Linked DNA regions of Homo sapiens: region 2 is linked to region 1. Evidence: read pairs that join two places in POLR2A ChIA-PET (ENCODE). Cell type or tissue: Panc1. All regions are shown on one strand. Links, peaks and the distances in the headings refer to the core of each region. The heading gives the core; the rest is flanking DNA.

Region 1 (8,018 bases), core at 1,779-5,778:
GCGGGAGGTGAAGGGAAAGCAAGGCACCTTCTTAACAGGGCGGCAAGATCAAGAATAAATGCAGGAAGAACTACCAAACACAAAACCATCAGACCTCGTGAGAACTCACTCACTATCACGAAAACAGAGTAGGCGAAACCGCCCCCTTGATTCAATTATCTCCACCTGGTCTTTCCCTTGACACATGGAGATTATGGGGATTACAATTCAAGATGAGATTTTGGGTGAGGACACAGCCAAACCATATCAAGGTTCATTCTCTTCTGTTCTTCTACCATGTAAGGACATAGCATTCTGCCCTGCAGAGGACACAGCAACAAGTTGGCATCTTAGAAGGAGAGACTGGACCTCTCACCAGCCATTAAACCTACAGGTGCCTTGATCTTGGATTTTCCAGCCTCCAGAACTGTCAGGAATAAATCTCTATTGTTTATAAATTACCTAGACTCAGGACTTTAGTTGTAGCAGCATAGACTGACTAAGACACAAGCTTTCCTCAAACGCACCCATCTCCCAGACAAGAGCAGCATCCGCTGCCCCCTAAAGCAGCTTTCTACGCCTCCCTGGTATATTCCCTTTTGAATTCTGTGTCCCTGTTAAACTGAGAGCACCAAAGGAAACAGATCATGCCTGTTTTCTTCATCTCTGTTGTTGCGGCACCAACAGGAAAGTAGGTGCTTAACAAATGTTAACTAATGAATAAATCAATGCATGAATAAATAAGTGATAATGTATTTAGAGATTAATACAGTAATATATAATACAGCGTAAGCTGTTGAGGAATTCACTCCACTACAATGTACAAGAGTCCATAACTTATTGCATTCTTTTTGTTTTGTTTTGTTTTGTTTTTTGGCTAGGCCTAGTACTTACGCAAATTGTGATCATGTGGACTCATTGTTCGAGCAACACTCCTTTCTTCAGCAGATGGCACTGTGACCCCAAAATCTGGCATGTTATTTTTCTCTCTGCAACTCCTGAAGAATTGTCTACACGCTGCAAAGCAAGATGACACAAACCCAGGAAACCACTGCCTTTGGGCCAAAGTAGAATCATCTTTTGCTAGTTTGAATTCTTAACCGAATTTTTACCTGGCTAAAAGTACAGCATTTTTAAAAGCCCTTCAACGTATACAATGTTTTTAGACCTTTATAAAACAGACCATTAGTTAACCAACCCTATAAAGGAGGTAGTATTATCATTATTACACACAGATGGTATAACTGAGGCAAGAGTACGGGACATAATGTGCTCGAGGACACAGAGCTAGAAACAGTAGAGCTAGAGTTGAAACTGGCACCTCTTGCATTCCATGCTCTTAACCTTACATTACATTGCAACGGAAATGGAAAGAAAGGGAAGGGTGGGACAGAGATTGCAATGGAGGAATGAACATAACTTGGGAACTCCTAAGTTATGAGTTATTCGCAAGGTACAGAGAATAAAAAATAACACAAGAATTTTACTTCTTGTGAAAAGAACAAATTACAGAAGCTATTTTTGACAATAGTGAGTTTTTTTAGCTTATCCTTAAAGTAAACAAAAGTTTAGAGTTAATCATAACATATGTATACTATTATTTTTTAAGTTGTTCCTGCATCCAATGGTGACATAAACACATTGGCTCCAATAACAGAATGAGATTTCATTTCCAGGTAAAGATGCTACCTCGAGGCAAATTGAATGCTCAAATCTTTCTACAGGTAAAATCTTGTTTTAATAAAAGGCACTTCCACGTTTGTGTTTACACAATGAGCCTCTTCCCATATTCGGTCAGGTGTTATCTGAGCATACTGAAGGAGAGCTGAGGTCCTGGCTACGATGGATTCCATTTGACCTAATAAATGTTGAATTGCCAATGTAATCAGTGATTCTTGTAGCAGTGTAGGACATGGATCCTAGGAGAAGATTTCAGTACTTTGCGAGCTACCACTTGCTAAGCTCCGGAAAAGCTGTCTGCGAAGACATGAGGAGGAGGGGCAGTCCCTAAATTGTCAATGGCCTTAAAAAGAGGCTGTATTTCTCTTAAGCATTTAATATATACTTTGGGTTCTTAAATTAATTTTGCAAATTAATTCAGTTCAAACTATAGGTATAATTTTCATTTTGTAGGTGGTGAAAGGAGGCTCAGGACAATTGGGTAATGCCTCTAAGTTTCTATACCTTATATAACTGTTATCTGATAAAATAAGGATACAAATCGTAGTTATTCTCATCTACACTGTATTTTCCCATACCCATAAAAATTAAATATTATACTTCTCAAAAAGAATCCTGCCTCACTTCCTTTAGAACTAACTTTGTTCAAACAAATTTTAGTACCACCCAAGTAATTATGCTATCTAGTTATGTTTGTGAAACAAGTCTACATGTATTTTTTGCATAATTTGACAAGATATATAGGACAACATAGCAATGAAAACTTTTCTCCTTTTTATTTTAAGATCCCACTCCCCAAAGGGGGGGAACTGTATTAAAAGCACTTGAATAATGCATACATAGGGAATTAATCTATATAATGCATTATTTTAATAGGTTTATATCCAACTGTAACTCATCATTACAGACTTTATTTTGTAATAATCTCTTTGCTGATGGGGAATGGGAAGCAAAATTGTATTTATCAGACTCCACATTTGATTGGCTGCCCAAGAAGAATTAGTTCTCCTGAACATGTGGTGCTTGCCTCCCGACACCCATTTCGTGCTCTTCTGGCAATAGCCCTGATTTCAATGTGAGGACCCTCCCCTTCCTCCCTATCAGTCCATGTGATCTGGGTGGACTGTCATACCACCTTAGTGGTGGAGCCTGAGAACAGCCGTCAGCCATTCAGCAACTCATGGTCACATGACTGTTCAGGAATAAGCACAGAACCAAACTGAGGCCAATCAGAGCCTCAACTTCTGATTCCAATGGGAGCCAGAAGCCCTCTCTTCCTATTTGCTGTGAAGCTGTAGAAATGGCAGTTCTGGCATAGTGGCTGGTATCTTGCCATATCAGGAGCGAACTCATTTAAAAACGGAACCAACACAGAAGTGAAACTGAGGAACAGGGAGAGATAAAACAGGGCCTGATAGAAAGCATTCCCCTAGTCACACTGAGAGCTCAGCTAGCTGTCCCCTTGAACTTTTCAATGACTTGAGTCATTGAATTCATTTGCTTAGGAAAGTTTGGTTTAGTTATCTGTCACTTAAAATCAAAAGAGTGCTCACTGATGCGTCACGGCTACATTAACGTCTGGACAGAGCCTGAGACGAGGGCTTGCTGCAGGGAGTTCATGGTGGGAAGGGATCTGGGGAAGCTGGAGGAAACGTGAAAAAGGTGAAGATAGGAAGCTGTTCCAAGGGCTGCCACTGGGCTGATGACCCTGTGGGCCGCTGGAGCTTGCTCCTCCTGCAAACCCTCTGGTCTCCAGCACCTGTCCCTCAGAACTGTCCTCACTACAGAGACAGCATTTATCCACCCAGCCCCATTCAGCCAAGGGTTGCCCCGGTAGGTGTTACCTCTCCTGCACTTTCAGGTTTGGTCTTGCGCTAGATGGCTGCAGGTGCTGCCTGTGGCCAGTAGAAAAGCCCCAGGACATGAGGTACTACTGAGGTCAGGTTCACCTGGCCACAGCTGTTTGTCAACTTAATGCCAGAGCAACAAGATAGGTCAGGAGGACATAAGACAAGGCATCAAAGACGTCCAATGCTATTAAAATTCATTAGCATCACTGCACATTTGTTCCCTAAGATTAGACTTTATACATTTTGATAAAACTGGACAAGAACAGGGTTGAATCTGATGAAGCCCAACCAGGACTTAAATATTGATGTCTTTCACACACGATACTTACGACCAAATAAGTCCCCTTAAGGGAATTTTCTGCATCAAAGTCTTGGCAAATTGTCCTGCTGCAGAACCGGGTCAGACCAGCTGCACATGGGGAGGAGAGTTTTCCCTTGAAGTAAACGGATGGCCCCTGCTGTTACTCATTGCTGGAAAAATCAGCCTGAAAACAGCAAATGAGAGCAAGAGAGACGAACCTTCGATTCCGGTAAAGGAACACTCTCACCTTGACCCAGAGTTTAAGGGTAGGGTAGGAACATAATCCTGGCCTTGGCCTCTGACTCATTCATGCAACACATAGTTATTGAATGTCATCAGGAGCAACCACAGACTGTGAGGCCCAGTGCAGAACGAAAACCCAAGGCCTCTTGTTCAAACACTATTAACAATTTCAGGATGGCAACAGTAGAGCACTGAGTCATGTGCAGGGATCTTCTGAGTGCAGGACCCTGTGTGACCACACGGGCTGCATGCCTGCAAAGTCCGTCCTGTCATCTAGGTGTCACTTACTGTGCTAGGTTCTGGGCATACACTGGCAAACAAAACAGATATGACACCCACACTCAAAAAGCTTAGAGTCTAGCCTGGGGTGTATACGGTTCCCTCCATCAGTCTCTTTCCCAGATATCTTTCACAGCATGAGCACTCGCTATAGCGAGTTTGATTCACTATATGTATATATATATTTATATATGTAATGTATACATAAATATCTAAAATATATATTTATTATATATACATATACACATATAATATTTATATATATTTGTTCCATTTGTTTATATATATAAATATAGATATTTATTATATATTTGTTCCATCCTTATTCTCTCTGGGGGCACTCACCCATGCTATGCCCTCTGTTCTCTATAACTATATAAACTAATGTTTATATATTTATATTATATAAATATATGTAGATAAAATAATAATTATATATTATATAAATATATGTAGATGATATATATATAATTATATATTATATACACATAAAATTTTTCATGCAACTTATTCCCTAAGGCTCTGGAGTGCAGCTGAAGAATCAGTGATTACATTGGCTATTCTAATGCAGGGGTTATTGGCTATTCTAACGCAGAGCTATTCAAATGTTATCTGGCAATTTTGAAGAATGTCAGAAGTGTCTCCAGGAAGCAGGCGGATCTCTGAGGGGCAGCTTCCTATGGGATTGTCTAGTATAAATTTAACTATCAGCATTAACTGGGATGTCCAAGAGAGACACCAAAAAAGTTAGATTTACCCACCTGTTTGGGAAAGAAAAAATGTCTAAGCAATTTGAGCATTAAGAAATTGAAAGCAAGAATGTTGTTCAGATAACCCACAGGTATTTGAATGATACTGGCTGAATATCACTCTGTTTGGGTCTATTTTTTGTCAACCAAACAACCATTCGTTGAGGTTAACTTACTTCAATGTTGAATGTTAACGCGCTCTTCCCTCCACAGGTTTTTACCTGTCATATCTAGAGTTTTCTAGGATGCCACACCATGTATTCCAGAATAAGTCTTTCTGCTTCATTGGCTCCAGGTTTTTCATGATGTCCTTCACCACCTCTGCCACTTTGCCAAAAACTTCCTATAAGACCTCAGAGACAAAGCTTGGCTGATGGGAGAATTAAAGGGAAGTTCAATCAGAGAGTAACAGATACTGAGCAAGCTTAGACTTGACCTCAAGCCATGGAAGAGGCATGTTTCTTGATTGTCTCGTGATCTTCCACCTCAGCAACAGGAAACTCCACCTCTAGCCCCGGAAGCTGTTCCAGGGTCTTTGTGCCAAACTGACTTCCAAAATCCATTGAGTCTTCACTTACTATCTGGGGATTGGTCTATTCCTAAAACGATTAGCCGTGGGAATGTGTAGGGTTTACGGTTTGGATCTGAGACCATAGGTCAATCACACTGTAATTCATATCAATCATTTTCTCAAAGTATAGTTGTCCAATTTTAATAAATGTCATATGGAAGGTTGTATTCTAGGTACTTTTAAATCTCTCCTTTCAAGGAATTCAATGTCTTGGAATCCAATGCTTCCGTTGGGTGTCTTTGCCTGCAAGAAATTGAAACTAATTTGAACTACTTTAAACAATGAATGGTGATTTGCTAAGCAATATATGGGGTGTCTTATGGAACCTTTAGCAACCAGGATTCTAGTTTTAGGAAATCAAGTAGATTCCTTCGTGTTGAGGCAATTGTACTTTTAAAACATTTCTGCAAATTCTTTGATATCCTCCCATCAAAAGCCTACTTCCCTTCCTTTGAATATGGACTTATCTGGTGAGTCCCCTCTAACCAAAAAAGTGCAGCAGAAGCAGAAGTTGCCATATGACTTCCAAGGTTGGGCTAGAAGAGGTAATCTAGTTTTACCTTGTTCTCTCTGGGGGCATTAACCCTTGGTGCCCACCTTTTGTGCTGCAAGGAAGTCCAGGCACCCAGCAGTGTTCCAATCAATGGTCCCTGCTGAGACCCCAGCTCTCAGCCAGTATCAACTGCCAGACTTGAGTGAGGAAGACTTAAGGTGAATCTAGCCCCGGTCACCAACTCTCTGCAACTGCACAGGAAACCTCAGTGAGGAGATGAGAGTCATCTCCCAGCATGATGAGGTATGATAATAATAAAAGACTGTTATTGTTTCACACCACCAAGTCTGGAGTGTGATATATAACCAGAGCACCCCGGTAGCAATCAGGACCCCAGTATCAACTACAGAAGTGGAAGGGCACCAACTCGCTCTTCCCACTGCCAGCAGCCAGAGGGTGGGTAGATGACCTGGCGTCGATGGATCCACGGCTCTTAATTCTTCACAGCAGGATCCTCTGGTGGGGGGTTCTGGCCATGCATCAGTGGTGGGTTTCCGTTTTGGAATCCTCCCCACACCCCAAGCTTGATCATCTAGCCACACTTTTGCAAGCCTTTGAATGCAATACAATCTTTATGGATGAGGATAGCCGGGCCAGTTTCTGTTGCTTACAACTAAAAAAAGTCCAAATTGCTACTTGATCAGAAAGTGCCTTTGGAAGAGATTGCAGATGGAAACCATTAGGACATCAGACCTTTGCCTCATTTCTCCTCTGTGCTGTCTGCTCAACTGCTTCAATCCTCTTTACCTCTGCAAACCACCTTCCTCTATTGGCTTTAGTTATGTGTGGAGCAAAAATGGTCTCCCCTAGCTTCTGAGATCAAGAGGCCAGATCAGACGGATGAGCTGGATTTTTCTCAAATCCCAAATCAGTGCTTAGGAGTAAAAGTCTGATTTTTTGTAAAATTTTTCTCAAATCCCAAATCAGTGCTTAGGAGTAAAAGGCTGATTTTTTGTATTTTCAGTAGAGATGGGGTTTCACTGTGTTAGCCAGGATGGTCTCGATCTCCTGACCTCGTGACCTGCCCGCCTTGGCCTCCCAAAGTGCTGGGATTACAGGCGTGAGCCACCACGCCCAGCCCATTTAGCATATCGTAATCAATGCATGTTTAATCCCTTCCTGCTTTTCTAGAGCTTCCATAAGTTACTTACTTCACGTGAAGCATTTCTGCTGCCTTTCACATCTGGCTTTTCACGCTCACTTGCTTGTCTTTCCTTGTGGGATTCTTTGAGCCGTGATTCCATTCCGGGAAGTTCTGTGTTGGAGACTGTAATTACTGTCTTATACCTGGCATGCCCCTGTGTGTACTTCACAAGATTGGCATGCAGCAGAGGCCACCATCTTATAAATGTCACGAATGTTAGTTTCTTGAAAGTTGGTTGACAGAATAGTAGAGGATAGAACAACTGGGATTGGTCTCTTGTGCCTTCATTTATTGTCCTAGTTATAAATTTCCTGGGGCCAAACATGGTGGCTCACGTCTGGAATCTCAGCGCTTTGGGAGGCCAAGGTGGGAGGGATTGCTTAGGCCAAGAGTTCAAGACCAACATCGGCAACATAGGGAAACACCATCTCTACCAAAAATACATATATTTTTAAAATTAGCAAGCATGGTGGCACGCCCCTATAGTCCCAGCTACTCCGTTGGCTGAGGCAGGAGAATTGCTTGAACTCAGGTGTTCGAGGCTGCAGTGAGCTATGATCATGCCACTGCACTGCAGCCTGGGCAACAGAGCAAGACTTTGTCTTTAAAAAATTAAAATAAAATATCCTTGTTCATTTTACCTGATTAGAGAAAAAGAATTGGTCTATT
Region 2 (8,018 bases), core at 1,425-5,424, 340 kb after region 1:
CAATTTCTTCCTCTGTAAAATGGGGGCAATACTAATATCAATCTCACAGGGTTGTTCTGAGCATTCAATGGGACAAGGCTGTCCAGCCCTTTAAAAATATTAACAGTTATTCATTTAATATTTTTCCACACTTTGAAACCACCTTTGCAAAAATTACAATGGAGAAAACTGTATCAGTGAACAAGATCTGATCTAACTGACTCCATCTTGCTTTTAACCTCCAAGCTGTCCTTGTTCATTCCTGGGTGGATACCAAACTAACTTTGGGAGGAACTTAGTTGATAGTTTCACTTTGAAAGAAAGACTGTAACAAAAACCCTCTTCCTGACTGGGACTACACTGCCTTTGCAGGACTAACAAATTAGCTACAAAATTAAAAATTATGGTTTAGAAGCTGTGCAGCTGGAGGCTGCGAGGTTCTGAACCTCCCCAAATTGCTTCTGGGGATAACACTGCTATTGTAAAAGCGAAGATCAGTGCTTGAGATATTTTCAGACCCTGTACTCAGTGAATCCGCTAGCACAGCCCTGGATAGACTGGCTCATTTGGTCCTATGGCTCCTACCTAGAAACTGACTCAGTACAAGAGGACCCCCTCGACTCCCTAGGATTTCATCTCCGGCCTGACCAATCAGCACTCCCCGTCTTTCAACCTCCTACCCACCAAATTATCCGTAAAAACCCCGATCCCTGAGTTTTCGGGGAGACTGATTTGAGTAACAACAAAACTCTGGCCTCCTGTACAGCCAGCTCTGCATGAATTAAACTCTTTCTGTATTGAAATTCCCGTTTTGATAAATCAGGTCTGTCTAGGCAATGAGGAAGGAGAACCCATTGGGCAGTTACAACTTCCTCCCTATGTGCAAAGGAATCAGTTTCCTTTGTTTTGATCTGGGTATTCTCCCTTGACAACTACATACACTATCAGTAGTGGAAGAAGAAATACGTAATCATCAAAAGAGCAAATAATCTCTGCAAAAGCCATGTCTGAACTTTGCTAAGAACAATCTGTCAGTTTTTCACACCTGTGGCAAGTACAAAATGAAAAGAGAACAGGCCGGGCGCAGTGGCTCACGCCTGTAATCCCAGCACTTTGGAAGGGCAAGGCGGGCAGATCACCTGAGATCGGGAGTTCGAAACCAGCATGGCCAACATGGCAAAACCCTGTCTCTACTAAAAAATACAAAAATTAGCCAGGCATGGTGGCTCACGCCTGTAATCCCAGGTACTCGGAAGGCTGAGGCAGAAGAATCGCTTGAACCTGGGAGACAGAGGTTGCAGTGAGCTGAGATCATGCCACTGCACTCCAGCCTGGGTGACAGAGTGAGACTCCATCTAAAAAAAAAGAAAGAAAAAAAGAAAGAAAAGAGAGCACAGTGAAATCATCTGAAAAGGAGAACAGAGGGTTTTGCTGTCCTGGCTTGGAGCTTCCTTTTGCTCCCCTCACACTATCCGCTGCAATTTTTTTTCCTTCTTGCTCTCACTGATCTCTCTTCTCTATCTCTTTCTGCAGTTATACCAGCACTTGTTTCTGTCTTTTTTTTTTTCTTTCTCTTTTTTTTTTTTATTGATCATTCTTGGGTGTTTCTCGCAGAGGGGGATTTGGCAGGGTCACAGGACAATAGTGGAGGGAAGGTCAGCAGTTAAGTGACCAAAGGTCTCTGGTTTTCCTAGGCAGAGGACCCTGCGGCCTTCCGCAGTGTTTGTGTCCCTGGGTACTTGAGATTAGGGAGTGGTGATGACTCTTAACGAGCATGCTGCCTTCAAGCATCTGTTTAACAAAGCACATCTTGCACCACCCTTAATCCATTCAACCCTGAGTGGACACAGCACATGTTTCAGAGAGCACAGGGTTGGGGGTAAGGTCACAGATCAACAGAATCCCAAGGCAGAAGAATTTTTCTTAGTACAGAACAAAATGAAAAGTCTCCCATGTCTACCTCTTTCTACACAGACATGGCAACCATCCGATTTCTCAATCTTTTCCCCACCTTTCCCCCCTTTCTATTCCACAAAACCACCATTGTCATCATGGCCCGTTCTCAATGAGCTGTTGAGTACACCTCCCAGATGGGGTGGTGGCCGGGCAGAGGGGCTCCTCACTTCCCAGTAGGGGCGGCCGGGCAGAGGCGCCCCTCACCTCCCGGACAGGGCGGCTGGCCGGGCGGGGGGCTGACCCCCACCTCCCTCCCAGACGGGGTGGCTGCCGGGTGGAGACGCTCCTCACTTCCCAGACGGAGTGGCTGCCGGGCGGAGGGGCTCCTCACTTCCCAGACGGAGTGGCTGCCGGGCGGAGGGTCTCCTCACTTCTCAGACGAGGCGGCCGGGCAGAGACGCTCCTCACATCCCAGACGGGGCGGCAGGGCAGAGGCGCTCCCCACATCTCAGACGATGGGCGGCCTGGCAGAGACACTCCTCACTTCCTAGATGGGATGGCGGCCGGGCAGAGACGCTCCTCACTTTCCAGACTGGGCAGCCAGGCAGAGGCTCCTCACATCCCAGACGATGGGCGGCCAGGCAGAGACGCTCCTCACTTCCCAGACGGGGTGGCCGCCGGGCAGAGGCTGCAATCTCCGCACTTTGCGGGGCCAAGGCAGGCGGCTGGGAGGTGGAGGTTGTAGCCGAGATCACGCCACTGCACTCCAGCCTGGGCACCATTGAGCACTGAGTGAACGCGACTCCGTCTGCCATCCCGGCACCTCGGGAGGCCGAGGCTGGCGGATCACTCGCGGTTAGGAGCTGGAGACCAGCCCGGCCAACACAGCGAAACCCCGTCTCCACCAAAAAAATACGAAAACCAGGCAGTCGTGGCGGCGCGCGCCTGCAATCGCAGGCACTCGGCAGGCTGAGGCAGGAGAATCAGGCAGGGAGGTTGCAGTGAGCCGAGATGGCAGCAGTACAGTCCAGCTTTGGCTCGGCATCAGGGGGAGACCGTGGAAAGAGAGGGAGGGGGAGACCGTGGAAAGAGAGGGAGAGGGAGACCGTGGGGAGAGGGAGACCGTGGGGAGAGGGAGAGGGAGAGGAGGAGCCTTTCCAATTTTCTTTCTTTCTTTCCTTCCTTCCTTCCTTCCTTCCTTCCTTCCTTCCTTCCTTCCTTCCTTCCTTCCTTCCTTCCTCCCTCCCTCCCTCCCTCCTCCCTTCCCCTCCCTCCCTCCTCCCTTCCCCTCCCCTCCCCTCCCCTCCCCTCTTGTTTCTGTCTTAATAGATCCCTGACCTCTCCCATGAAAAGTGGTTTCCTGGTTTAGAAGAGAAAGATCAAGCACAACTGAGAATTTTCCATTTTCAAAAAAAAGGCCTTGTGGTAGGCAGAATTCTAGCCCAGCCCCATGGTCCCCACCCTATCCCCATGTCCCTGTAGTGTAGGCCCTTGAGTGTGGGCTGGACCTAGTGACTTCCTAACAAATAGAATAGAGCAAAGGGGATGGGATGTCATTTCCACGATTGGGTTGCAAAAGATTGTGACTTTCGTCTTGCTAGCAGACTCTCTCTGTGGCCTTCTCAGCTTGCACACTTCGATGAAGTAAGTTGCCATCTGGAATGCCCCAGGTGGCAAGGAATGGAGGGTGGCCTCTGACCAATAGTGAGAAAAGATCTCAGGTCCTCAATCTAACAGCCCTCAGGGAACTGAATCCTCCCAATAACCGCCTGAGCCTGGACACAGCTTCTTCCCATGTAGAGTCTTTACATGAAATCCCAGCATAGGCTGACATCTTGAATGCCGATTTGTCTGAGACCCTGAAGCAAGGGCTGATTCTGACAAACAGAAACTATGAGACAATAAATATGTCTTATTATAAGATGCTAAATGTTTAGATAACTTGTGACACAGCAAATACAAACCCAGATAGTCAATCAATAATGAATAGAGAGGAAGAAAGGAAAGAGCTGGATCAGGAGGTGGCATCTCTGGATTCCAGCCACACTTTGCACCTTCTATTCAGATGATCTTAGGAAAAGCACTTCCTTTCTCTGTCTTGCTGTCTCCTTCTGACAAATGACAGGGTTGAATTAGAAATTGTAAAAATTGCCGGGCGTGGTGGCTTACATCTGTAATCCCAGTACTTTGGGAGGCCGAGGTGGACGGATCACTTGCGGCCAGGAGTTCGAGACCAGCCTGGCCAACATGGCGAAACCTCATCTCTACTAAAAATACAAAAAATTAGCTGGGTGTGGTGGTGTGCGCCTGTAGTCCCAGCTACTCGGGAGGCTGAGGCAGGAGAATCGCTTGAACCCAGGAGGCAGAGATTGCAGTGAGCCGAGATTGCACCACGGCACTCCAGCCTGGCGACAGAGCGAGATTCCATCTCAAAAAAAAAAAAGAAATTGTAAAAATTTTGTAGCTTTTCTCTTTAAATATCTAGTGGCATTCAACTGTGGGCTCACATTTCATCTTGATAACAGCCTGTTAGAACTAGGTAGAAGCTGTCCTCATAAAATAGGGCATGGAATTTTCAGTTCACCTCAGTCCTCACCTGACCCTGTTTACTCATGTACATTACCTGCCAGGCATGGCATTGGAGACAGTGATTCCTGTGGCAGGGGATCCTCTGCATTCGTTTGGTTCCTTTGAGGTGCAGACTATCAGACTGCAAAGTGGAAAAAGCATGCCTCACATTTCCTGGAAGAAACAGCTGGAGGGAGAAGGGGAAGGAGATTTCCCACAATGCTGCCCTAACCCCCGCAGAGGAAGAAGGGGAAAAAGGACGGGTTGGTAGGGAAAGTCTGAGAGGGTGGTGCAGTTCTGAGAAAGTTTTGAAAAAGCCAAAGTTATGTATCAGAGGAGTCTCATGTCCCCCAGGAACAAGCCTGCCTTAGTATCCCTGTCGCATGCAGTCGTGGGCAAGGAGCAGCCCACGGGAAATGTAACCTTGGCACAAATATGATAATAGCTTTCAGATCACAGCATCGCAGGGCCCTCGGTCAATTACAGTCCCTGCTGCAGGAAATACAAGAGGCACATGTTTCTGTCTTCCATGTCTCCTAAAGTTCCTTCTAGCCTAAAAATCCTACCTAAATATGGATTACCCACAGGGCAAATATGACCCCTAGTTGTATTTTGGTTGGCTTATGGTGTTTGAAAACATTAGCTACAACAGCAAAACCACAATACATAGAGGAAAGTTTTGATAAAATAGACTTTATCAAAATTCACTCTGAAAAAACACTGTTAAGAGAATGAAAAGACAAGCTACAGACTAGAAAAAAAATTTGCAAATCATATATTCGACAAAGGTTTTTGATAATATGGTTTTTAAACTCTCAAAATTCAAAAATAAGAAAATAAACCGGCCAGGCACGGTGGCACACACCTGTAATCCCACCACTTTGGGAGGCCAAGACGGGCGCATCACCTGAGGTCAGGTGTTCAAGACCAGCCTGGTCAACATGGTGAAATCCCATCTCTGCTAAAAATACAAAATTAGCCAGGTGTGGTGGCGCATGCCTGTAATCCCAGGTACTTGGGAGGCTGAGGCAGGAGAATCGCTTGAATCCAGGAGACGGAGGTTGCAGTGAGCCGAGATTGTGCCATTGCACTCCAGCCTGGGCAACAAGAGCAAAACTCCGTTTCAAAAAAAAGAAAAAGAAAAGAAAAAGAAATTACCCATTTTTTTAACGGGGAAAAGATTTAGGCCGGGTGCTATGGCTCACATCTGTAATCCCAGCACTTTGGGAGGCCAAGGCAAGAGGATAACTTGAGGTCAGGAGTTCGAGACCAGCCTGGCCAACAAGGTGAAACCTTGTCTCTACTAAAAATACAAAAATTAGCCAGACGTGGTGGCACGCACCTATAGTCCCAGCTACTCGGGAGGCTGAGACGCGAGAATTGCTTGAACCTGGGAGGCAGAGGTTGGAGTAAACTGCAATCGTGCCACTGCACTCCAGTCTGGGCAACAGAGCAAGACTCCGTCTCTCAAAAAACAAACAAATTACTATACTGTGTCAAAACTTATTGTGCTGTACGCCAAAAAGAGTGAATTTTACTGTATGTAAATTTAAAAATACATTTCAAAAAATACATCCAACCCATCATCCCTGCTGTGTATGCCAGCACATGTTAGTACTACACTGATGTGTTCATCCAAAGCACCTCTACCAATTCCCAAACTGTGTTTCAGGAGGAAGTTACAGTCCCTTGTTGAAACTTCTACTTTAGAACAAGGAGTTTGGGATAGACTCAGTCTTCTGCAATGGTATGCAAAATTGTGCACAGATGTGTAATTTCCTGGGCAAAAAGTCCCAGCTGATGTGAAATGTTCACGAATAATATGGTGGTAACGAGCACGGGGCTCTCTGCTGATGGGGTGGGGGAATTTACATCTTTACTCTCTGGCACTATATGAGCTTGAACCACTTACACTTAACCCTCCAGAGCTTGAGTTTATTATTAGTAAAAGGGCAATAACACTAATCATAGACACTTCATAGGGCTGGTGTAAGGATTAAATAGAATAATGGATGTACAACACCACATGTGCAATTAATCCCCCATATACGTATTTTCAGAAATTTCTTTTTTTTAATTTTTTTTATTTTTTGAGACGGATTTCACTCTGTCGCCCAGGCTGGAGTGCAGTGGTGCGATCTGGGCTCACAGCAACCTCTGCCTCCCAGGTTCAAGCAATTCTCTGCCTCAGCCTCCTGAGTAGCTGGGATTACAGGCACGCACCACCACGCCCAGCTAATTTTTTTGTATTTTTAGTAGAGACGGGGTTTCACCATCTTGGCCGTGCTGGTCTTGAACTCCTGACCTCATGATCTACCCGCCTCAGCCTCCCAAAGTGCTGGGGTTACAGGCATGAGCCACCGCACCAGGCATTTTCAGAAATTTCAAAAGAAATTTGAAGAGTCATGAACGTGACTGCACATTTACCAAACATCTCCTGTTTTTAAAGTACTTCACAGAGATTCTCCTGTTGCTTATCCTCAGTTTGTAGATCCTGAGTTCAGAGAAGTCAGTAGCTTGCCGAAGGCCACACAGCAAATGTACAGCACAGCCAGAATTCCCAAGATGTTTATTCTCTTCTTGCCACGTGGCACAGCCTTCCAAACTGAGAGGAGGAAGAAGCAAGAGGGTTGCGTTGCTACCTCAAGGGGAATCTCCCACTTGCCAAACTCACAAAATCCCTATTCCCAAGGCCCACCGCCACCTCCCTGTCCTCCCAAGTTCCTTTCTTCCTTGAGGTCCTGTATCGGGCCCCTGCCCTTCTGCCATGTTCCGTCTGCCCCGTTCTAGTGGTGTGAGTTAGTGCTTCTCAGAGCTGTTTTCACCTGTAATCCTCCGGAGAGCCTTTTAGACTTTTTTTTTCAATTGTCCCCCATGATACTTCAATACCACATGTATACTGTTATCTGTTTTTGTATGGTACATATATTGTGTATTACGTATATTATTTTTTTTTTTTTGAGACGGAGTTTTGCTCTTGTCACCCAGACTCAAGTGCAATGGTGCGATCTCGGCTCACTGCAACCTCCGCCTCCTGGGTTCAAGCAATTCTCCTGCCTCAGCCTCCCGAGTAGCTGGGATTACAGGTGCCCACCACCACGCCTGGCTAATTTTTTTGTATTTTTAGTAGAGTCGGGGTTTCACCATGTTGGCCAGGCTGGTCTTGAACTGCTGACCTCAGGTGATCCACCTGCCTCGGCCTCCCAAAGTGCTGGGATTACAGGCGTGAGCCACTGTACCTGGCAGATAGATAGATAGATAGATAGATAGATAGATAGATAGATAGATAGATTTTTTTTTTTTTTTTTGAGATGGAGTCTTGTCACCCAGGCTGGAGTGCAGTGGCGTGATCTCAGCTCACTGCAACTTTCGCTTCCTGGGTTCAAGTGATTCTCCTGCCTCAGCCTCCCGAGTAGCTGGGATTATAGGCATGCACCACCATACCCGGCTAATTTTTTATACATGTATTTTTGGTAGAGATGGGGTTTCACCATGTTGGCCAGGCTGGTCTAGAACTCCTGACCTCAAGTGATCTGCCCGCCTCGGCCTCCCAAAGTGCTGGGATTACAGGCATG

The links. ChIA-PET counts read pairs that join two places held together with the same protein. Peaks named below come from ENCODE experiments on the same cell type or tissue, not always from the same donor. Only the 100,000 strongest peaks of a DNase experiment are listed, where the experiment ranks them.
Region 2: POLR2A ChIA-PET joins it to region 1 with 7 read pairs; 2 of 35 experiments call an interaction of 5 or more read pairs at or near these places.

Annotation. Positions count from the first base shown.
Region 1 is chr20:54,191,096-54,199,113 of GRCh38, reverse strand. No RefSeq gene overlaps it. Among named protein-coding and RNA genes, the nearest start is that of PFDN4, 13 kb to the left of the region's middle. In Panc1, for the core only: no CTCF peak of the experiment used is centred there; a DNase peak (open chromatin) is centred at 4,189; H3K27ac peaks cover 1,527 bases.
Region 2 is chr20:53,848,761-53,856,778 of GRCh38, reverse strand. It overlaps LOC124904934 (a long non-coding RNA gene), which reads right to left. Exons shown (of 4, transcript XR_007067664.1): 3 at 6,871-7,048; 4 at 3,074-4,585. Among named protein-coding and RNA genes, the nearest start is that of BCAS1-AS1, 63 kb to the left of the region's middle. In Panc1, for the core only: no CTCF peak of the experiment used is centred there; no DNase peak of the experiment used is centred there; H3K27ac peaks cover 2,400 bases.